3 separate regions of the Mus musculus genome follow, and all the other regions are linked to region 2. A link is a loop called in an ENCODE intact Hi-C map of the cell type or tissue named here. Cell type or tissue: left cerebral cortex. All regions are shown on one strand.

The links. A loop is a pair of places that touch in the nucleus more often than their neighbours do. Peaks named below come from ENCODE experiments on the same cell type or tissue, not always from the same donor. Only the 100,000 strongest peaks of a DNase experiment are listed, where the experiment ranks them.
Region 1: it touches region 2 in a loop (4-fold over the local background); 4 of 42 quality-filtered maps call a loop at or near these places.
Region 3: a loop joins it to region 2, with 3 times the contacts of the local background. A loop is called at or near these places in 3 of 42 quality-filtered maps.

What each region holds. Positions count from the first base shown.
Region 1 is chr5:44,868,277-44,876,276 of GRCm38, reverse strand. No RefSeq gene overlaps it. Among named protein-coding and RNA genes, the nearest start is that of Gm36076, 53 kb to the left of the region's middle. In left cerebral cortex, no CTCF peak of the experiment used is centred here; a DNase peak (open chromatin) is centred at 3,880; H3K27ac peaks cover 2,114 bases.
Region 2 is chr5:44,793,793-44,801,792 of GRCm38, reverse strand. Ldb2 (LIM domain binding 2) reads left to right here and starts at 2,047. Exons shown (of 8, transcript NM_010698.4): 1 at 2,047-2,431. The coding sequence starts at 2,300. In left cerebral cortex, a CTCF peak has its summit at 4,296; DNase peaks (open chromatin) are centred at 2,557, 3,043, 3,352, 3,670 and 2 more places; H3K4me3 peaks cover 3,717 bases; H3K27ac peaks cover 2,061 bases.
Region 3 is chr5:44,668,637-44,676,636 of GRCm38, reverse strand. It overlaps Ldb2 (LIM domain binding 2), which reads left to right. Exons shown (of 8, transcript NM_010698.4): 2 at 7,178-7,280. Among named protein-coding and RNA genes, the nearest start is that of Ldb2, 130 kb to the left of the region's middle. In left cerebral cortex, no CTCF peak of the experiment used is centred here; no DNase peak of the experiment used is centred here.

The DNA of each region.
Region 1 (8,000 bases), 74 kb before region 2:
TAGGCTTCAAGGTCTCTTGTTGTTAGTTCCAGTAGCAAGGCCAGTTGTTATAAAAATCATTTAATTCTTAGGTAATTTATGTAGCTGATGCTTTCTGAGGAAGAGTATATTCAAATCCAGGGCTTTGGATCTGAAGACATAAGTCAAGGACATACACAATCATGACTACTTCCCAGAATATTCCACTCTATACTTGTGATTCGCTTTGGAGATCTTTGATGTAAATAAACCACCCTGATTATTATGGAACCTAAAACTATGATACTATGGAACCCAAAACTTCCACCAAGAGGCACTTTTGGTTGGAAGCATCTTTCTTAGAAAGAAACGTGTCTTTATTAGACATGTGCAGGGACAGAGCCAGGGTCATTATTGTGAAGGATGTAGAGTTAAACAGATATACCACGGTGGGTGTTGAGTATGATATTTATTTTGCTGTTACTGTGGTGCACTCACAGGCAGAATTAAGAGATATTTGATAGCATTTTGAAGCTTCCTGAGATCACACAGGGAAAGTTGTGGAGGAACACCTAGCATAGAATCAGTAGAGCTTTAGCCATGCCATCTAAATACTGGAGGAGTCAATTTTCATATACCCTTCCATTCCTCCACCCATCCTACAATCTCTCCATCTGACTTCTCTGTTGATGATGTGTGATCTTAAATATTAAAACTGAGAATTAATGAGAAATATTACAGGTGGATGGGAATTGGACCAATAGTTCTTTCTCCATTGGAGAGATGCAAAGGGTGGTAGGCTGTTAAGAAGTATCAAGAGGAGAAGCAAGACAAGAGCTATCATTGGCAAGTATCTTCTGGGAAGCTATGGTTTTGCCTAATGTTCTTTGGTAAAACATACATAGATCCATAATAGGATCATAGTGGATTTTGCCAATGCAGGGTGTAGGCGCCATCTCCCACAGCTGACATGATTGTAACTTAGGAATGGATCTTTGAGGGCTTGACCATTTAAACGTTTTTATATATGTTTATTTCTTTTATCTATGTTTGCTACATATATGTAGTCATCTTTTGATGTCTATGGGAGAATTTATTCCAGAACTCTCACGGACATCTGAATCTATAGGTTCTCCAGACCCTTATGTAAAGGGGTATTTGCATATAAACTGTCCACATCATTCTATATATTTTATTTAGGTAGCAATGCTGGGGTTTGAACTCAAGGCTTTATGCACACTAAACAGGTACCCTCCCACTGAGCCATATCCCTGGCCTTTGGTATGTTTGTGTATTTATCTTGCTATGTAGTACAAGGTGACCTCGAACTTGTGGTTCTCCTGTCTCTGCCCTGTGAATGCTGATGTGACATTTTCTATCATATCCAGTTCTCCAATTACTTATAGAGGAGACTAGGAATTCTATGTAAATAAATGTTATACTGTAGTGTCTAGGACATAGGACATAAATGTCAAGCGAAAAGTCTACACCGACTTGATATTTTTACATTTTTTATGTTGAATTCATAGACTATGGGAGGCCAACTGTATTCTCGTCAGTTCATGTCTAATGTGTCTCATGAGCTCCATGTTCATCCACTTAGATTCTTTTTTCTATAGGCGAATGGAAGTTGTTATACATAAACATGATGTTTACATATGATGCATGTAAATATGTTATAGGAATACATGGTGATGAGTGAGTCACTTAGACCTTCACAGCAAGGTCTTCTATTGCTGAGGAGAACAGAGGAACTAACTGACTCCAAGTATTCAAAGAAAAGAAAGGTTCTGTATGAATATTGATTCATAGAGATGATACACAGTGAAGTGTAGGACCCTAGACAAGCCACACAGATTGTTCCATCTCACTTCCACTCTTTGCAAAACAGACACATTAACACCTGTTTCACAAAATTACGAGCACTACTTTCAGTAATTGTAGGAAAGCCCCAAGCCCACTGAGAGGTGATTAGGAAATGTTCGTTTTCTTGCCTTCTTACTCCTCAGTTGTCACAGTTAAATCATGGGGGTCGGGTTGAACAAAACTTTTCAACCTATGCAAACAAACAAAACAAAACAAAACAAAACATCCACTCTGTTCTTTGGAGATGAGTTAACGTTAATTAGCAAACCCACTCATTTCTATTGAGCTTTTACTGCATGCCAGTTAATAAGCTGGCAGCCTCCTGGGACTCCATGATTTAGTCACAAAGAAAGGCATATTTGCTTTGCAGTTGCAATGCCATCACTATTCATTTATTTAACAAGTACATTTGCAGTTTTGCATTAGTTTGCTAACAGTGCCATGACAAAATACAGGCAGGTGGCTTAAACAAGAAAAAAAAAATTCTCACCTCTCTCAAAGTTAATAGCCCCAGGTCCAGGTAGGAGAGGGATTAGTTCTTTGTCCTTGACTTACAGATGACACCTTCTCCCCTCCCCTATGATCACACAATCACATCCCCATCCCACCCCCGTGTCTATGTCAGAACCTCTTCTAAACATGTCCATGGTATTAGATTTGGACCCTCCTCGAGATCTCACTTTAGTTTACCTCTTTAAAATAATCATCTGCTGAGATGGTAAGGGCAACTTTGGAAACAATAAAATTCAACCCATCACAGGTATGTTCTATGTGCCAGGTATTGTAGGTTGCAAGAGGTATAATGATGACTGAGCATAGAAACAGGATAAGGATTAGAGAGACATACAGAAAGAAGAAGAGGCAGGGAGAAACAGGGACAGAGAGGCAGAGGCAGAGGCAGGAGGCAGAGAGGCAGAGAGGCAGAGGAGAGGCAGAGGAGAGGCAGAGGAGAGGCAGAGGAGAGGCAGAGGGGCAGAGAGGCAGAGAGGCAGAGAGGCAGAGAGGCAGAGAGGCAGAGAGGCAGAGAGGCAGAGAGGCAGAGAGGCAGAGAGGCAGAGAGGCAGAGAGGCAGAGAGGCAGAGAGGCAGAGAGGCAGAGGAGAGGCAGAGAGGCAGAGAGGCAGAGAGGCAGAGGAGAGGCAGAGAGGCAGAGAGGCAGAGAGGCAGAGGAGAGGCAGAGAGGCAGAGAGGCAGAGAGGCAGAGAGGCAGAGAGGCAGAGAGGCAGAGAGGCAGAGAGAGAGGTAGAGGCAGAGGCAGAGGCAGACAACCAGAAGGAGACAGAGGGAGAGACCACCATAGAGGACAGCCAGAGAAAACAAGAGGCTTTTGGGATTTTTGTCCCTTTGAGCTGAACGGCAAGTTGTCTCCTTTCTGAAACATTCTTTCTTGTTGCTTTTCCTATACCAATATGGGGTTTTCTGTCCTCTCCTATTTATTCTGTAATGGCATTCCCCCCCTTGCTTCATAGGATATGTATGTATGTATGTATGTATGTATGTATGTATGTATGTATGTGTGTATGTGTGTGTGCCTGTGTCTGTTTGTGTATCTGTGCCCATGTGTGTGTATGTGTGCATATATATATACATGCATGCCCATGTGTGTATGTGTGCCAATGTGTGTATGTATATGGGTGTAATGTCTGCATATATGTGTATGCCCATGTGTATGTGTGAGTGTGTGTGCATGCAAATGTATATGCATGTATGTGTGAGTATGTATATATTTGATTGTGTGTGCTTATGTGTGTATTATGTGTCCATTTGTGTTTGTATATTCACATGTATGCCATTTTGCATGTGTATGTGTACATGTACCAGTGCATGTGCATGTACACATATATGTCTCTACTACTCTTAAACTGAGCTCTCCAGATATAGAAATGTTCCCTTATGCACCCAGCTGGTGCAGAGCCTGGTGCAGTGCCCGGTATGTAGGAGATTAAATGTTTGATGAATAAATGAATCAAACCCGAACAGGCTCTGCTCGGTAGGAGCTGCAGCAGGGGCCTGTGGGATCAGGCGATGGGTGAGATGGAATTTTAATAAGAGGCAGAAAATTCAAGAATCTGAGACATCTAAAGGCTGCTGCCGTCTGCCTTCCCTGCCGTCAGCTGCAGGCTTTCTGAAAGGCAAAGGCGGATGAAAAAAATTTTGTGGGCTGGTTAAAATAAAAACCTGAAGAGTGACATTTTAGTTTAGTTTTTAATTGTGAGGCTTCCTGCCAGAGTAGTGGGAAGAGAACTCAGCTCTCCTGCAAAGGTGAGCCTGAAACCATGGCTTGTTTCTTTAATCTTAAAAGCTCAGAAAGAGGTGGGAAAGGTGGAGGTTAGCTGGGATGTTATGGGGAAATGGCAAAATTATAATTTGGTGTGTACTTCTTAACATGTCTGACACTGTTGTTTGGTTTTGGGGTGTTGCTTTGTTTTGTTTTATTGTTATGGTTGTTGTTTTGTTTTGTTGTAACAGGGTCACGGTCTACAGCCTGCCATGTAGAACAGATATCTTGAAACATAAGGACCCTCCTGCATCAGCTTTCCCCACTGTGGGGATTACAGAGGCGAGTTGCTATGCTAGTCTCACATCAAGTCTTCACCAACATGGCCTTACTCACTTCTCACATAAGCATTGTGAACCCAATCATTCCTTTTGAATGGAAGAGAGACTGTTCTTAGTGTTTGTGCAGGAAGGTCTGAGCACCCAGCTTCCAGTTGCTGGTGCCAGAGGTTCTCCTGTGTCTCTCTGACATCATTCTAGGAGTGGGAGATACACTGTAGCTGGTAGAGTACTTGTCTAGGATGCACAAAGCCCTGGGTTTTATCACCATCACTATATAAGCCAGGCATATGCTATATAAGCTATATAAACATGCCTGTAAGCCAATACTAGAAGCAGGGTGATAAGTCTTTCAAGGCTATCCTGGTCTACATAAAATCCTTGTCAAAAGGACATGAGGAATGGAAGTGAGAAGAGAGGGACTGAGGGAAGGATGAAAGGATGAAAGAAAGAAAGGGAGGAAGAGAGAGAGAGCGCGCGCAACAGACCTGAAGACAAGAAATGGACAGGAACTATTTGTTCTCTGTGCTTATTTTTTCAGTGTGTTCATACCAAAATAAAACTCCTAAAAAATCAGATCATGGCGTTTCTTGTATGAGAGTCAATACAACAATGTCTGTTTGAAGGAATGATCCTCCTGGCTGGTCACCTTAAACTGGCTCTTTGCTTACTATAAAGAGGTTTATGACTATAAAAATATTAACAGTCATGGGTAAGGGAGGAGCCCGACCTGCTGCGCCTGGACTGGAAGCTTTAAACAATTTAAAAATGAGTTTGTTATCTAATAGGACAAAGCTCCAAGGTGAGTATTTGCCTGTATCTCTTTAAACAGCCTGTCCTTCATTGATAACCTTAGCAGTGCCATTCGCTAACACTATTTGTGCTGAAAGCAGGAAAATAAATATTTGCTAGAAAAGACTCATTTGCCTACCTCAGTATGCCTAAGCCATTTCTCCTATTGATGCGCTCCCTGACATCTTAGGGAATGTAATCACAGCTAGAATGCTTACCAAGGTTAGGGCACCTATCTATAACAGTATGCCCGGGAGCATCACCTCCCATGCAGGCTCTATGAGCAGTAAGAGAAAGTGCCAAAAGATATAAGCAGACAGAGGTAATTCTAACTGGACACAAGGGCCATTTTCTAAGTAAAGAGGTAAACAGTGTACTCATCTGACAATTATCTTTAATTTGTCTCACAAGTTTTACTTTCTTCACAGAGACTGTGTGTTCTTAGCTACTCTTCCCCAAGACTGTACTATGCAGGCTTTTGACAAATCCAAAGTGATGTGTGTTGTGAGAGGGAAATTTTGCTAAACCATCAAGTGGGGAGAGTGGTCCAGGGATAAGTCTGGGTATAAGCCTGACTAATTTCTTGGGAGGCTTAAGTAGCATGGATTCTTGAGTTAGGGGCAGGTCTCTGCACCCCCAGCCTTTTCAAACTGCATGCTGGAATCACATGCATTTTGAAAATTGTAATTACCTGAATTTTTGAAAAGCAAGCCATTGTTGATATCAATCCAGCCTTGCTGCTTCTGCAAGAGAGAATGTTAGCATACCGTCGGAGCCAAAAGGCGAGGTTTCCAGCCCAGTGGCTTTTGTAGAGAAATTCCAGCTTTTAACTTTCAGTCTTTTCGCTTTCAAAATTCTGCAAAAGAGATTGTGGGGTTGGGGCGCATAATTAAATGAAGTTGAGGTGCTTCAGTCTTCTTTTAGGGCCATCAGATACTCTCAAGGGAAGTCATGGACAACCACTGCAAGAATGTCTTCATCATCACTGAGCCTGCTGGGAACCTATGCTACTTACAGTCATCTCTGAGGAATCACACCTTCACACCCCACCCTGATTCTCTTCTCGGTTGCAAGTAGAAGGGCTTTTTACCATTTGATAAGACAAGGGTTGTTTATTATTTGTTGTTTAGTCTATTGCTCTTTATTGTTTTCACAGAAATCATATAATTTCAATTTTAAAAGATGTAACCACATTAACAACTAAAGGGTTTTAAGCCCAGACCATCCAACAACAGAGCCACTTATTTCCAGATGTTTCTAATTCTCTGTGTTAGCCTATTCACTGCCTGGAGATCAGGAAGCAGAGAACAGAGGCTGGGGTCTCAACATACTCTCAAGTCCTCAAGCCCTGCTTCTTCCAGTGGAGCCCTGCTTCCTAAATTTTCTATGATTTTTTTAAAGCCACTAAGACCAATACTCCAACATATGATCCCTTAGGGGACAATCCAGATCCAACCCAGCAATGTGTGTAAAAACTTTTCATTTTAGCAAAACCTGAAGAACTGAATTTTTAGAAAAGTAACATTTCTAGAAAGTAGTCTATATTTTAAGCACATTGACATAAATTAAGAACAAAGGATACTATGAGGGGACTCAGCAAGTAAATCTGTTTGCTGTGTAAGACTGGTGATCTAAATTCCAATCCTAGAACACACGTAAAAAGGAGAAGAAAGTTGACAAAGCTGTCTTCTGACCTCCATGTATATGCACGCACGCACACACACACACACACACACACACACACACACACACACACACACACACACACAGAGTAAATAAAACACGAAACATAACAAAATAGAATCTCACTAGTAATCTTGTCATTGGGGATGGAGAATGATTTTTTTTTGAAGGCAACAGTTAGTTTATGGCTTATGCAAACATCTTAAGCTCGAGATTGTAGTCATAGCCACTGTGAGCAGCACTTAGTTTATGGCCTATGCTAATGTCTTAAGCTTGAGATTGTAGTCATAGCCGCTGTGAGCTTTGCTGCAGACTCCTAGTTTGAATCTGCAATCGGCAAATGATGGCAAAGTTTTGGCTTCCTGTTGAAAAATTGACATGCAAACTAGAAAGAGATGGAAATGACCATAAACTAGTGCAGCTAGAAAGAGATACAGAAATCCATCCAACAAAGAAACTGAAGCCGGTAGACAGCCCACTCTGCACCAGTGACACTGGGGACTGTGTTCAAGTCTCAGTTATTCTATAGAACCGATCACGAACTACTCTTCACCCATATTTCACACTCTGAAGTGGAGCTAACAGGGGGACAGTCTTCTTTCTGTGTTCCTGTGGTTAGTATCTGCAGACTTGATTAACTTTGGCTTGAAAGTATTTGGGAAAAGAATAAGAAAAGAGTTGCATCTATACTAAACACACACCAGCATTTCCTTGCCATTGTTAACCAGCAATGCCATAACACATGTATTTATGGAGCATCTACATTGCATTAGTTATTATAATAATCTAAAGATAGTTTTATTTATACTGGAGGATATGCGGGATCTATGAAAGTGCTATGTGGTCTGTATGTGTGTGTGTGTGTGTGTGTGTGTGTGTGTGTGTGAGAGAGAGAGAGAGAGAGAGAGAGAAAGAGAGAGAGAGAAAGAGAGAGGTCTCTGTGTGCATATGTTCATGTGTATGAAACTAGAGTTGCTAGAGTGCTTGCCCTTGTGTATACATGTAGACTGGAGGTTCATGTTGGTGTTATAACAGTGGTAAGTCCAGGAAGGAAACTCACACATAGTTCATAATTACTTCTAGGAATAAGGTTCATTAGAATGAATTGGCCTTAAGGCCGTGATCAAGCCCTAAAGTTGGAAGGGG
Region 2 (8,000 bases):
ATAAGATGACTGTAAATCTGTGAGCAGAAAGCCAGTTTGGAGCCTCTTGAAAGTACAAAGATGCAATTTCATGGAAGAGGAGCAAGCCTTGAAAAGTTGCATGCGAAAGTTTTAGGGACAAACAGCAAATATTTGCAGAAGTAACTTGGAGTGCTTTGCAAGAACAACCCAGGGTAAAGCTTGCCTAAATCGGAGCACAGCTCTCCCTTTGTGGGGTTTGACCATTCCTGGGCTGCACACAGCTGCCTGGGCACTCCTTTGACTCTAGCACTGCCATGAAGAGGTAAATACAAACTCAGGCAGGCATTGAGCTCAGAAATGTCTTTACTTGGGGAGTTTGTGCACAAGGAATTGTTGGCTTTTGCAATGGCCGCCATACTGAAACATAAATCACAAGGAATTTGTTTGAAATCTCGTCTTTAGGAGGTTGTGTGTTTTGACAAACCTTGCAGCAAATTTGGCCCAGCTTTTAGATTTGTAATGAAACCTGAAACCCAGCATGCTGGCCTGCCTTAGGGTCCCCAGACACATGTTCTCAGCAGCCTAGAAGTAATAGCTCCTCTAATCCCATCCTGGCAAGTGACATGACTGTGTTAGGCTGCACCGCTGGAAGTTTGGGGTGGATGTTTCTTGCAGGTGGGAGACAAGAGTGATCAAGACAGCAATTTGGGGACAATTTTACTCCTGAATGTAAACCACAGATCTAACAGCACCTATTATTCCTCTGTTGGCTAGTGACTCTAAAATACCCCAAGCCATGACTGGGGCAGAAAGTTAATTAATCTGCTTATTAAAAAGAAGAAATGTCTCATTTGCATGCATTTGCATCCAGGTCTTACATTCCATCTTGTTTTTCTGTGGTCCCTTCCCCCTTCCCCCTTAAAGCCGCTGACTTAGCTAGGTGTGAACTCCTGCACTGAATTTTCTGGGGCTTGGCTTTGTTTAAGTGTCCTGTATATGAGTAAGTGTGGGGCCAATTGGATCTTTCCTAGATTCCCTAATTCTTTGTGGCAACTCTGCCCCCCTCCCCAGGGCTATTTGGGGTTTCTTCTAGTTGTCATGCACCACAATTAAGATTTATAGACTTGGCCACTCTGGGAAGGAAGCAAAGACCTTGTCCCCATCAGAGTTGGGCTTGTTACTTGGGGGGGCAATAAATTCAATTATCTGCAATTTCTTACTCAACTGAATTTTCCATGGACATTTCTATGGGATGCTTTTTCCTTTGCGTTTCATATCTTCCTGAGCAGTCTGCTTTTTGGATCCTTTTCTTGTCTTAGAAATACCTCTTAGAAATAAAAGCCCATTGCCTCTTGGATGGATTTTTAGATGGTTCCACATTCAGGTCTGGGTGATACTGTTTTTACCTGAGACTGTACAGGTAATCTAAATGTAGGCCCCCTAAAACCATCGTCAAAAGCAGGACAACCCCCTTTTGGGAGGTTAGGAAGGGGGCTGGGAATAGGAGTAGTTTGGAAGTCAGGGGGGAGGGGAATGCTAAGATACAGCTCAGCTTCCTATCCGAAGTACAGCAGGTACAGCCAAAACTCTGTTGGGAGATGAGAGCCCGGAGGAATCTTCCAGAGGGAGTGAATCACCAACCCCAAATCAGAGGGACCAGAGTGCCAGTGTTGTTGTGTTTGGGAGTCATCCCATTTCTGATACATTACAACAGTGTGGCTGTCAGGGGCGAGAGGCTTAGGCAGTGGGTGAACCCACCTCTCTGCTAACAAGCTTAGCAATGGGGGGGGGGGGGGGACTAAAACTCAGCCTTAGACTTCTTGTCAGACTAGGAGGAGAATTATATTTTTGAACTAGTCTACAGTGTGGACAGGAAATGACCCCTTCACCAACTGCTTCTTTAAAAACAAGCAGTTGGAGCCTCTAGCTATCCAGCTCTCTCTCTCTCTCTCTCTCTCTCTCTCTCTCTCTCTCTCTCTCTCTCTCTCTCTCTCTCAACTCACTCTCCCCCTTCTCCCTCCCTCCTTCTTCCCTCCCTTCCTCCCTCCCAACCTCCAACCTCCGCTCTCTCCCTCTCAGAGCTCCAGTGCTCCCTCCCCTCCCGCGCTCCCTCCCTCCCTCTCCCTCCTCGTTCCCTCTCCTCTCTCGCTATAGAGGGCTCCCACAGCACTTCCCAGCCAGTGTGCTCAGCCTGCCTGCCTGCCTGCCTCTGTGTGTGTCTGTGTGTGTGTGAGCGTGTGTGCGTGCGTCTACTTTGTACTGTGAAGAACACAGCCCATGTGCTCTGCATGGACGTTCCTGATACTCTATTAAGCTTGATTTTCGACAAGCAGGCAAGATGTCCAGCACACCACATGACCCCTTCTATTCTTCTCCTTTCGGCCCATTTTATAGGAGACATACACCATACATGGTACAGCCAGAGTACCGAATCTATGAGATGAACAAGAGACTGCAGTCTCGTACAGAGGTAAGTTCTTCAACCTTGGCGTGTGTTTGTGGATTTTTTAAAAAAAAACTGTGCATGGGCTTTTCCTGGGGTTCTTAGCTGAATTCTGTGGGAAGTGTCCCACCAGCTACTATCACGTAGGTGGATATAAGCACAGCTGGGTGAACCCTCGAGTTTGAATGCTGGGTTTCCAGCGACAGTAACTCTTGGAGCTGGGGACAGTTTCTGCCGGAATCTTAGTATCTGGAAAGAGACAAGCCACTTGGTTCACATGCCGAGTCTCTAGAAATTCAGGTTTCCCAGAACTCTGATGTTTACAGGCTTAGAGATGGTCGTGTTTGTTGAGATATAGACTGCAAGAGATTTTGTGGATGTTTGCGTCTGTGTTGTGTGTGTAATATCATGTATACATATATTCATATATTTACAAGTTCCAGAGGAAGTCTGGTTTGACCTGAACTTACTTTTTCAAAGTGACTAAAATTGAGGTAAAAGGGACAAGAGAGCAGCCTTGTGTACTTTTCAGAACTCCCTGGAGGTGGGCTCAGGGAAGACACACACGTTTGCCTGTGTTAAATTCAGAGACAGGTTGACTGAGGAAGTGGGGTCCTCTTGTCTCTCTGGTGGTTGTGCCTCCCAAGGCTCTACCTTGGGACAGGAGTTAGCTCCCCATTCAAGCCAGAAGCAGTTGAGTGCATTTGGGATCTCCAGAGAGAGGGAGGCTGAGCCTCTCAGGCAGTGAGCCAGTCCAGGGACTTCTTCAGAACTTTCTAAATGCAAAACTCCAGACTCCTCTTTCACAATTTAAATATTTAATTTTTCTCTGGGCTGCCCGAGTGGCAAAGCACTCTGCTGCCGGGTGCTCATCTGCCTGTAAGGTGGGACTTGGTGTTGAAGTGTTTATTGTAGGTGTGTCTAAGTCTCTTGAAGAAATAGAAGTCTCTGGGAATTGAGTTTTCGCTGCATAGTACAAATGCTCATAGGAGTCATGCCACAGGGGTGTTGGGGGAATAGCGTTGGTAGGTAGTTAGATTGAAGATTGGCTTTTAACTCTGAGAAAGGATTTGATTAAGTTTGCATGATAAAATAAAACACACTTGCTTTGAATTGTCTGCTGAGCCATAGAGAATTCCTGATGTTTAATGTATTGAATAGGGCTAACAAGATGATGTGACCTGTTTTCTGATTGGCTAACTGCTGGACAAGATCTTGTGGGGTTTTGTTTTTGTTTTTGTGTGTTAGTGTGTGTGTTTTAAAGCCTGGCTCTCTTTATCACTGCTATTTTCTTTATATGTTAATGCACCATGGATGTTAAATATAATTGCTGGCACGTCGCCTCTTTCTAGAAGCCAGAAGCTCCTGTAGAGTGTAAACTCTGGTGTTTAGAGTGCTGAGTTCTTGGCAGTAAATAGGATTGTGTGTGTGTGTGTGTGTGTGTTTGTGTGTGTGCATATGCCTGTGGTGTGTGTTGCTTTATATGTGTGTTCTAGCTTGTATCTTCTATTACAATCTTTGTAAGAGTGTGTTGGAATGAATCTTCAGTCCCTGTCTAAGCTATCAGTGGCAGAGGCTGCTTTCAGAACTGGGAAGACTGGGAAGGTTTTAGAGTTGAGGCACCCAGTAATAGTAATAAAATGTTGAACAGAAAAAGGAACCGTCAGAAGGAATCAATAAAATGTTAAAAATTATACAATTAAAAAATCTCTTTGCTAAGTATAATTATTTCTCAATAATAATAATAATAATAATAATAATAATAATAATAATAATAATAGAGACCATAGACTGCAATAGATTAATTCTTGAACACAGGATTGAAAGACAACTTGTATCCTGCTTGCTTGGTAGAAAGTTGTTGAGGTTTTGTGGATGGTGTCTTCCCATCCTCCTGCTGGTTGAAGCAGGGTAGCTATTCTTGGGTTCTGGGTGCCTCTCAACCCTTCCACAACCCTGGGCAGCTAGCTTTGAGCTGGGAGACTTCCCATCCATCCTGGTCTCCATACAAATCCCTAAGATGGAATAGATTACCCACTGGTTCGTGTTTGAGATGTTTGGAAAGTGACCCATTAGGAGTATGCTTTTCCAAAATGACACATTAATCTTTCTTGAGAGCTAAACCCAAGAACTTCTAACTTTTAGAAGATTGCAGGCTAGCTCTGACTGCAGGATTTCACTCTGACCATAGCTGAAGAACCAGGAGAGGCAAGCTTGCTTTGACAAATCTTTGAGTTTTTAATTCGTCCTGACATCAAAGTACTGTGAGCTATTTTTCAGTGTGTTCTGGAACAACCTCCACACATGTACCCTCTTATTAAGTCTTTCAAAAGTAATTATATACATAATTATATCGACACCTTTGTCTCAACACAAGAAATATATTTTCATAACATGTGAAAAAAGGACAGTAATCATTAATTGCTCCTACTGTATGTATAGATTCACATTAAATATTTAAATTTGATAGTAATGTGTACTTAGAGGAGAAACAATAACTTTGCACAAAAAAGTTACAGGTAGCTTTACAAGTGGTGCCTTTAAAAAAATAATAATGCAACCTGAGTAGAAGCTGGTTACAGTCACCATATACTGCAAAACTGACATCTGTTCACATATAACATTGAATAGATTGTCGAGCCATCACCTTTACTACTTAGTCAATCCCTACAATCATAAGCATTCTCTCACAGTGTCTTTTTCTTCTCCCTCTTCTGTGCACCATATACTATTATTTTATCACCTCCTGATTCTCTCTCTCTCTCTCTCTCTCTCTCTCTCTCTCTGTCTGTCTGTCTGTCTGTCTTAACTTTGCATTCTCTTTGGAACACTTACTCAGCTAAGAAGAAATTAGAAGTAATTCTAAAGACCTCTCTCTTTAAAAAACAAAAGGTAATAAACTAGTGCAGAGCTATGACGTCCCTCACTGCCCTTGTATGATTGACCCCTAGGATATTCACACATGGTCATTTCTTTCGGTTAAATCAGTGTCCTTTAGATACTGGGTTGTGTCGGCTTAAGGAGCACTGGGTTGGGAGTTAATGCTATTCCTAGCTGGGTCCTGTCACTAAGTAGTGAGTGTGGAGTCTGGATCTCCTCACCTGCCAATCACCCACCATATCCCTTGAATTTGAAAACTCAACATGGTTTGCCTTAATATGAGAAAGTATTCCATGGGTTGTATTTAGTTCAAACTTACACATGGTAGTGAAAGAATCAGCCATTTCTGTCGAAAACTGGAAAACCTGCGTCCTGGCGTGCTTGGCCCAGCTGGCGCCAGGATAGCAAACCATTCCTGGACTAAGTAGATTTTCAATTAACATTTAAACCTAGGTTTCCTGGAGTGGAAAGGGGGTGGCAGAGGTAGAGAGGACTCCAGAACCCCTTGCTATTGAAATCCCAATAGCAGCTCTGCATCTGTGAGGGGGCCTGGTACCCCCCATGGAGCTAAAGTTGCTATGGGGCTTCTGCCTCTGAAAACTCTCACCTCACTGCGCCCACATTTATTTTATTATCATGAGGCCTATCAGCTCTCTGATCTTTGTGGGAAAACAAGAGTTTAAGAGCTAGTGACCTAACCTCGTTGGAAAGGAATATGAGCCCACTTAAAAGTAAAAAACTAATATTCAAATCTATTTTAAACGTGGATGACCGTTCTAGGAAGTAAAATCTCTTCACAACATTAACACCTTAGTAGATTTCGGTAAATGTGTGAAATCCCCACCCCCACCCCACCCCCACCCCACCCCCACCCTACACCCACCAGCTCTCACTTTAAAATAAAACTAAGAGAAACTTTGAGATGTGTCACAGTTGGGCAGTAGAGAAAAATGTTACATTTTCCATTTAGCATGCTACCATAAATTGACACCCCCCCCCCATGTCTTCCAAAATCCATTTATTTGAATGGTTACACTGTGCAAATTTCTTTTGAGAGAACACGGCTACACAGTTTCAACTCTGCAGTTATATAGTTTAATTTAACATGGCACAAAGATTCCAATCAGATTGGACATAAAAATATCTTCTAAAGACTTCAGGATTTGGTCTGTAAAAAGCCACAACAAAACAAAACCAGCCGATTTTTGTTTGTTTGTTTGTTTGTTTGTTTTTAAAAATCCTGAGGTGTGCACTGTGAAAGAAAAATATGTGTGCTGTCTGAGTGTCCTGATGAATATGAATTTGAGAGTGACTAATGTTGGATTATTGTAGAACTTAAGCCAGTTCATCAAACTGACTTACACAATTCTTTGTTAGATAAACTGTAGATAAGTTCTCAGGGTCATATTTTTTAAAGCCAATGACCAAGAATGCTTCCATTTCAAAGAAGATGTTTTGAACTAACCCCCCCTTTGTTACTGCACTAATTTTAATAAAATTACATAAAACAGCAGTAACCTGCCGTGTCCTTACGTTTTGAATTTTTCTTCTTTTATCAACAGTATGTGAATGAGAAAACTGTGACTACTATAGAAAGCAGTTCACAGGAGGGTTTTAGTCTAATTATAGTCTTCAGTTTTATACCATAAAATAGGAAGGTTTCAAAATGTTTGAAGACCTTAAAATTCAAATCGACTTTTTTTCCCCTTCCTCAGCTTAACTCTAAACCGCCCTAGGGATGGGCGAGAGAGGGTGTGTGTGCCTTGCCCTCTTTTTCTCTGTCTGCCCGGGTTCCAGCTTGGAGCATAGTGTTTATTCACGGAGAAGCTCGGAACCCTTCATGGTTCCCATGGACCACAGACCCGAGTCGGTTAGCTACTTTGGATATGTAGAAAAGAAGGAAACGTTTTGTAATACTTAGGTGTTCTCTCCCCCTAGGAATTCAGAAGGAAAACTTGCCAGTACCCTGAGCTACATTATATGAAAGAGTTTTCAATGTTCAGTTAAAAAGTGGACTCTCTATGGCTTTCTGAAGGGGGTTGGGGAAGAGTGAGGAAGGGGCAGGTATTAGCAAGAGCAGCTATTTTGAAAATGTTAAATAAAACCAACAGTGAAGCTTTTAAAATGGGAACTTCCAAACTCCTTGTTTTTCAAGCTGCCTTCATGGCTTCAGAAAACAAAGTACAGGGCTTGGGAACACAGTTCTCTTCTCCTGAGGTTCCCCCACCCCACCCCATTTTCTTACTATGGGAACTGTTTTTAATTAAAAATTGCTGCAAACTAACTACTCGTAGGAAGCCAAGAAGAAGAAGAAAAAGAAAAAGAAGAAGAAAAATATCTTTCAACTCCCAAGCATCACAGATTCTTATCAGGTGAAATCAACACACGTGACGAAGTAGGATTTAAGTATGATGCAGATTTTTGAGCATTTAATGTTTTGTTTGTGTTTCCGAAAGAAATCGATTTAAATTGTGTGGAGAGTGCTGCCCTGAGTCTCCTCTCATTGCAACCATTAACTTATTTTTTTTTTTTTCACAAGGAGAGCCGAGCACCTCTTTAGGGGAGTAAGCAAACAAAATATAAAACAAACAGCTGTAAACATCCCCTTTGTAAGTGGTGAAGGGGCTGCACTCACAAACTTTTAAATGTAAATTGAGCTGGTAGGCTTCAAAATACTAAGTGATCAAAGTACCATCTTTTCAAAATATCAAAATGC
Region 3 (8,000 bases), 130 kb after region 2:
CAGACCCCTACATAACACTCTCTACTTTGACCTGGTTTAGTTTAATTAAACCACACACACACACACATTTTTAAGGAGCAGATGCTTTAAGTGTAGCTCATTCTTTGGAGGGGGGTTATATGTGTACCACGTGATGAATGGTTGCCATGGTAATTTCTCATTATTGTTGAATTGAAAAATAATTACTCTGGCAAAAATCCCCCGTAACCTGTCAGTGTTTAAGTTAAAGATGCCGGGGGGCATCCCCAGTACCAAGATCATGTTTTTGGTGGAGAGGGACAGAGTGGAAATGGAAGAGAATTCGGGATGGGAGCAAATACCTCTGTGGGTTGTTTTAATATAATTAAGGATCATTTCTGCTATTTGGCATGAGTGTGTCTCTCATCCTGATGTATGACTTGGCTGTCAGTGGGACTTGGGCTCACCTGTGAATGGGACAAAAGAAATAAGAATTTTAATCACTTAAATGCATATGGGGGATTATTTAGGATAGAGGAGCTTCGATGGTATTTTTACCTAATTAAAATATATGAGAATTGTCAACAGTACTGCCCTTGCCAGTCCTCCATCCTAGTTAATTTTGTGTTTATTTGCCTGGAAGTCGCTATATAGCTTTCTAGGGTTGAGGAAAAAAAATCCAGTTTTTACCTGGAAATATCCTCTGAACACTAGCCAGGGAGTTCAAATACAAAGCAGCAGCATGGATGGAAAGTGCGTGTTTGCTGGGAAAAGACAGGTCCCTGGAACAGAAGCTGCATGCGACAGGTGCACAGCTAGACAAGCACATGAATTAGGGGGGATAGAATCCCATCACTCTTCAGGGTCACTGCACAGGACCATGATGGACTTGGGCTTTCTACGACAGTGCCAAGATGTGTCCTCCTTTTGGGGTAAGAAAGCTCCTAGCATAGCCCTCCCCGTTGAATTAAGAACAGACTTTTCTTCTGATATCAATTATCCTTCTGCTCCAGTGTCCCTTCTTCTTGGACACATAGATGTAGAGGCTCTTCCTCCTGGCAGAGCCAGTGTCTGCTTTGTAATTCCATTGCAGTCTCTATTGATCCCACTTAGAAACACATCACTTAAAGGTTCTCTTTGTTTCATTTCTACTTGTGCATCCATCCATCAAACTAGAAGTCTTTAATAGTGAAATCCAAGGTCTTACTAATCAAAGGACCAAAGAATCAGCCCAGCATGTTCCTCAAGCCTAGGCTACTTCAGATATCAGTCCCTGAGAAACTCTTATACATTTATAGAAATCTTGCCACCAAGATTTCTCACTGCCAGTCATGGTGGCAAGATGTTTGATATGGTAGTGGAAAAATGTTTGAATAAAGTTAATATATTCATTTCATGCAGTAGTGTTCGGCGAATATAAGAAAGTAAGAGCCGGGTCTCTATAAAGTGGATGGCTTTCCAAACAGATAATTGAGGACTGGGCATGTAGCTCAGTGATAGAGCACTTGATTGGACGTGCACAGAAACGTGGGCATGAGCCCCAGCAGAATAAAAGAAACTAAATCTACAAACAAAGCAATTAAAGTTTCAGGCCCATCAAGATGACTCAGCAGGTAAAAGCCCTTTGATCCAACCTGATGTCTGGAATTCCATCCCTAAGGATCTCATGGAAGAAGGAAAGAAGCATAGGTTGTGCTCCACACATGTGTCATGGCAGTTGTGAGCCCTTCTCCACATACACACAACAAACAAGCAAACAAACAAACAAAACAAACATTTCTTTCTTAATAAATTAGATAATTTATAATTAATAAATAATAATTAATTATAAAACTCCATTAGTAATAAAAAACTATTTAAAGAAGAGGAGAATAATATATGTTAGCACTTAAACAAAACATTGGCAACAATAGAATTGCATATCATGTAATTAAGTATGCATTTAAATTAGAATTGAGCTAGCAAGATTCATTCCATTTTTAAGAGACAATTGCCCCTGGGGGCGGGGGAGGAGAGAAATATACTGTATGATATGGGGACCCTAAGCATTTATTTTTATTTATTTCAATTCATTAGAAAGGAATCCAGCTTATCACTGAACCGTTGTCAGCTCGGGAGAGTGGGCTTCAATCTTCATCATCCTGTGCCTTGCTCTCTGAGTCCTTAAAGTAAATAAAGCCGGGCTCATTTGAATGTGGTCTGTAGTGTGTTCATGTGCCATAAGGAAGCATACCTGAGAGCCTGTTCCAGAATGACAGTGTGAGTGAGAGACAGGCTTTAAAGCTTCTGCCTGAATGCTAACTTTGGCCCTGCCCCTCTGTGGCCCTGGTGGGGGTGGGGGGAGGGATTGGAGAGGGGGAGGGGAGGGGGAGGGAAGAGGAGGGATGGAGAGGGAGAGGGAAAGGTTATACTCTGGAACCAATTCTTGACATAAACACTGCCTCCATCCCCGGCTTCTGCACTCAGAATCCCCAGCTTCTTACAGGACTCCAGGAATAAACCCATTAGCTTGGTAGGGCCTCACCTGGCCGTTCCAGTTTCTTGTTCATCTCTCCGTTACTCATTTCTATGAAGAATTGGCCAGAGATGGAAAGATAACGATACACAGAACCCCTCCTTAAGCTCCGTAGGGCAACAGTCAGGACTGTGCCTACGAATGCTGCAAGACCATGAGTCGACAGCAGTTTCCTGTGCACTTCAGTGGGGGCTAAATTGTCAAGCTCCACTCGGCCAGGGAAAGGCAGATGTGGAGAACAAGATTTGATGCTTGCCTGATTTCCCAGTCCATAAGAAAGACACCATACCACATGACTCGTGATGGAGCTAGAGAGCTAAGAGCCACGTTTCTACCAGGTCATACTCTTGGATATTCTGGCAAGGGTTCTAATTTCATTCAGCAGGGGACACTGTGGCTGTAATCTTCCATTTTCAGAAAGGCCTAGCCTCTTCAATGCATAGATTGCCACCCAGTCCTAGGAGCTATAGCAGGCAGCAAGAGGAGGTCAGTACCAGAAAAAAAAAAAAATAGGTGAAGGGAAGTGGGTCCTCGAAGTCATAAAGGCTGGAGGAGGAAGCATCTTCCAAGACACATGCTTGAAGGTACGCCAGCTGACTATTAGCTCTCACACCCGTGATCCATTGCAAGGTGAAACAGAAATCATTTCAGCAGAATTTGGAGGGAAAGGAGCACGTGGATTTGGAATTAGACAGACTGTGTATGAACTTTCTCACTACTGTCTTATTTTTAATTTTATTGAGCAGCTTAACATTTTGAGGATTTAGATTTCTTTACAAATAATGTAAGCATCAAATGAGATACTATTCAGAACAGAGTTTATCAAACAGTCACTACTTGCAGCTTTCTTCTCAGTCCTCACAGACCACCCGGGTTAGTCTTCCCTTACCAAAGCAACCAACATGCAAAGGGGTGGGTTGGCGAAGGTCATTAAACTATTAAGAGACAGAGCTTATATATTCAAGTTAGGGTGATACAGAGGTTAAAGATATAAATTCTCAAAAGGCCAAGAGTTCTACTTGTTGGAAGCAATTAGGGCAGTTATGAATACAAGGTAGTTTATTGCATGTAAAACACTTAGAAACACTGGGTTATGGGTCCTATTCCTAACCCACAGGTCTTGGTGTGTGGGCTTGACACAGCTTCCTTTATGAACAGCTGAAACAGGACTGTAAATTTTTTCTTTTCTTTATTTTTTATTTTTTGTTTTTCTTCCAGTTCTTTTTTCTTCCCTACATAAATACTTGTATCCTTATAATTAAAGATTAATCAAAAAAAACTTTATATGTATGTTTTTCTAACTTAAAATATAACACAGAATTTTTAAATTTAAGAACTATTATTATTTTTTATTATTTTTATTAGTGTGTGTGTGTGTGCGAGTGTGCTTTGCGTGTGTGTGTGTGTGTGTGTGTGTGTGTGTGTGTGTGTGTGTGTGTGTTTGTGAAAACAATATGTTTATTCTCTGGCACACATGTACAGGTCAAAGAACTACTTTTAAGAGTCAGTTCTCTCCTTCCACTGTGGGTTCTTGGATTGCATGTATGTTTTCAGGCTTACATGCCAAGCATCTCTCCCTATTAAGCCATCTTGCTCACTGAAAACATAGCAAAGAATTTTTGTGACAACTGAAAATCAGCCAAAAAAGGAAAGGTCAACGAACAGTGAAGCTCGCAGGACAGTTTTGTCCAGTGAGGTTCCTGGGTTGGGGTATAGTAAGGTATGGGTACAATAAGAAGTGTTATTAACTCTGTCAGTAACAAGAGCCAGTATTTCATGGGCATGGCGATATGAACTCAAATATTCCATATGTATTTGTGGGTGTTCTTTGAAGATGTGTAACAACACCAATTGTTCTAGGGTTCTGCTGCTGTTGTACCCTTGCATATCAACTCTCCTGCAGTTTGTTTGAATCAAGTGACATCCATCCTAGGGTCATATGCAACTTCTGTTCTCACTCATGGAAGCTTTGTTGAGAACCCATAATCCACAGTCAGTTCCTAACCTTATTTTAGCCCAAGCATAATCTATTCTCCCAACAGTCTACGTCAGCCTGGGCTTCTCCTTAATATTTGTGTTATACTAGTTCGTTTTGCAGTTATATCTCCTAGCCCAAGTGTCAGATCACTTGGATGGGGAAAAATTCCAACCAATGAGCAAGGCAAAAACATGGCTTTCTAGTTTCCACTCAGGTCTTTAACTAAATGCTGGAGCCTGGTGTATAGGCTGCAAATGAGTGAAACATGAAAGTAAGCTTGATTCATTCATAAATTGTTTAATCAGATTCATTTTCTGATGCAGTTCCTATGAACATGGAGTGGTTCCTGCCCTTGAAATCATGTAGAAGTGACGGACAGAGGCAAATGTCATTTTCTTGATCTTCATGGGATTCTATGTCTGCAGGAACTTTAAAGCCTTTAACCAAGTTCATTCTAACAGCTACCCCAAGTAGGGGATATTATTTTGATAACATTTGTATTTGTGATTATTGGCATTTTTTTTTACAAAGTCAGTTAAACTACCCAAGTTCTAATAGCCAGGAAGGGAAAATTCCACCAGTGGCATAGTACCTAGCAACCCTGGGCATGAGGCCTGCCAGCAAATTCTACACCACAAAACAGAGAGCAAGGGGAAGAATGGGACCCAAGGCAGGATATATTCTTGCTGTTCTTTATTCTCTCTTCCTAATGTAAAATTCTCCCCTTTCTAAGACTGGTTAGGGGCATGTGGCTGCAGGAGCACAGAGGTAGAGAAACATCTTAGACACCCTGTGTTTGAACATGCGTGGTAGGGTAGATTTCTCACTGAGAGTATAGATTTTACAGTTGCAAAGCACAGAAAATGATATGAGTAACCACATTCCTTCATGGACCATTCTGCAGGCTAGAGGATGCAGGAGGGAAACACAGCCCAGATCCCTGAAACTAATCCCTGTGCTGAAGAAGAAAGCAAAGTAAAAACAAATATAAGAGATTTGTGGATTAGATAGTAAGACACAGGAAAAGGTGTCAGAATAGCATTAGCCAGATAAACCACTGGGTTCATCATTCCAAATGGGGTTTATTTCCCAAACTGATGTCTCTAGTTTCACACTGGTGGATTTTTCTAAATGTTCTAGAAACTTCTATAACATAGAGCTTATGTGATGTGAATGTCTCAGAAATGGTCAAGGCTGCCTTTACATTGCTTATTTGGTGTTCTGCTAGTGGGTGTTGAGGGCAGAACCTTTTTTTTAAAATTCAGATGTCTACGTATATGGCACCAGACATAGCAAGTGATCACTAAAATACTTTTAGAAAAGAGAACAGAGTGGTAGTTTGAGTGAGGGTCCGCTCACTATCCTGGGGTTGTTTTGTTTAGTGTTGTATTTTCTGAAGGAAAGCATTGGCCTTAATGTGGCTATTGGGTGAAATCCAAGGAAAGAGACAGAAATATTCATCTGTCTGAGCTTCTTCCCTTCTGTGGGAGAGGGCAGCATCAATCTTCCCAGGCTTCTTAATTGTTCTTGTGAGGAATGGAGGCTCATTCCTGAGGCTTTCCAGTGACAACAACTTAAATGTTTTCTTAAGCAGGACAGCTTCATGGTCAGCTGGGAGGTTTCAGTGTCTCCACTAGGTCCCTAGTCTTGGGGGAATATGGAAAAGATCCTAGTAAGTCGTGGTTCCCCCCACCCTCGCACCCCCAGCTCCACTCATCTGACAGGCAGCTGGGAGCTATCTTTCCTCCAATCTGGCACCAGAGCAGACAATCTGGGGAAGAAGGTTTTGCTTAAGAATTTGGGGTAAATTGGACACTAGCTTCCTTTCAACTGGACACTGTGTCCACTTTTGCTGTGGGTCCCCTTACCCCTTGGGGATCAGTGGTGATTTGAGTGGCCTTCGGCTGCATTCTTCCTAAAGTGTTTTCTAGACAACAAGGAAAACATTGAATGCAAGAGCAACAGACATAGTGCATGGCTTCCTGAGTTCTCTTAAACTTTTCTATTTTTCACAGTTGCTTTAATAACAAACAAGTTATTGCCTTAAAAAAAAATCCTTCAAAAAATCCACAGGCATGAGATAGTTGCATCTGCATTTTTGTGTGTTTGTGTGTGTGAATGATGCAATACCTGTCTGTTATAATGATAGCATTATATAAAAAGAAAAACCATAAATATCCCTATTTCATCAAATCATTAAAAAAAAAGACCACCCTTAACCTGGTTGTAATATTGTGTATATTTCCCACTCATAAACGTGGACTCTCAAGACAGCAGACAGCAAACGAAAGAAACTAAAGCCACAACCTTGAGTGCATTTATACCAAACAAACGCCCTTTCATAAAGACACTGCCATTGTTTTGCAGAGTACATTTTAAAAATTTCTCCAAATATCTCCTCAAGATTTAATATTTAGTTGGTTGAGTTGGTGTTATTTTGTCTAGTGAACTAGAATTTGTGCCACAGTTGAAGCAATTAATTTAAAAAGGGACTACAAACTACCAGCCTCCTCCCAGAACAGTCATACATATAATCATATGCTAAGTAAGGAGCCATGATTTTGGTTTGTTTGTTTGTTTGTTTGTTTGTTTGCTTTCTTCGTTACCCCTCCTCCTCCAATGCTCTCCCCCCGCCCCCCCCCCCCCCCCGCTTGCTTCTTTGTCTTTATTGAAATAAGTGCTGCCTTTGCCTTTGCCTGTTAAATGAATGCCCTGTCTCTTTGCAGGACAGTGACAACCTCTGGTGGGATGCGTTTGCCACTGAATTTTTTGAAGATGATGCCACATTAACACTTTCATTTTGTTTGGAAGACGGACCAAAGCGATACAGTAAGACAGAAGTTCTTTTTCCTAACATTCCCTCTTGGTTTTGTGGCTGCAAGGCAACAACAGGAGTCTGAGTGTGACATGCTGAATTGTCAGCTTGAAAATAGGACCACTGCCCCACAGCGAGCTTGTGTCCCACCAAGGCACTGTTGGGAGTGGCAGCCCAGGTCACCATTGTGAGACTCCCTTCTGAGGCTTAGACTGTTTTGGTATTTGCTGATTTAGAGAGTGGAACAAATATGCACCAAGGTGCCCAATGAGAAGCAGGCAACAAAAAGATAGGGGTTTGGCATGTGTCTAGTCAGCTACTCCCTTTTATGCCTGAGGGTTCATGCTTTTACTTGTGAAGGTTTCCTTTAAAAAACTAAATAAAATCCCTCACCATCACAGTATCATCCCCATCCTCTTATTTCTGCTTATCCGGGATCTCAGGTATTTATTTGACAAGTGCTATCTTTTCTCGAGCATAGGGGAAGCCACAGCTGGTTTGAACGCACAGTTTTGGATTAGTGTTGACAGAATTATAGTTCCTTGTCTTTCTGGCGAATGATAACTCTGTAAGGATCCCAAAATTACAGCCGGTGGCACCTTGGGAAACAGCTGATCTGTCCTGATTAGGTTCGGCCAACTTGTCAGGCATCAGATTTGCCAGTTGTACTATCAGACCAAGAGCCGTAGATACATCAACACAAACGCAATTAATGGTCACTTACACTGGAGAGA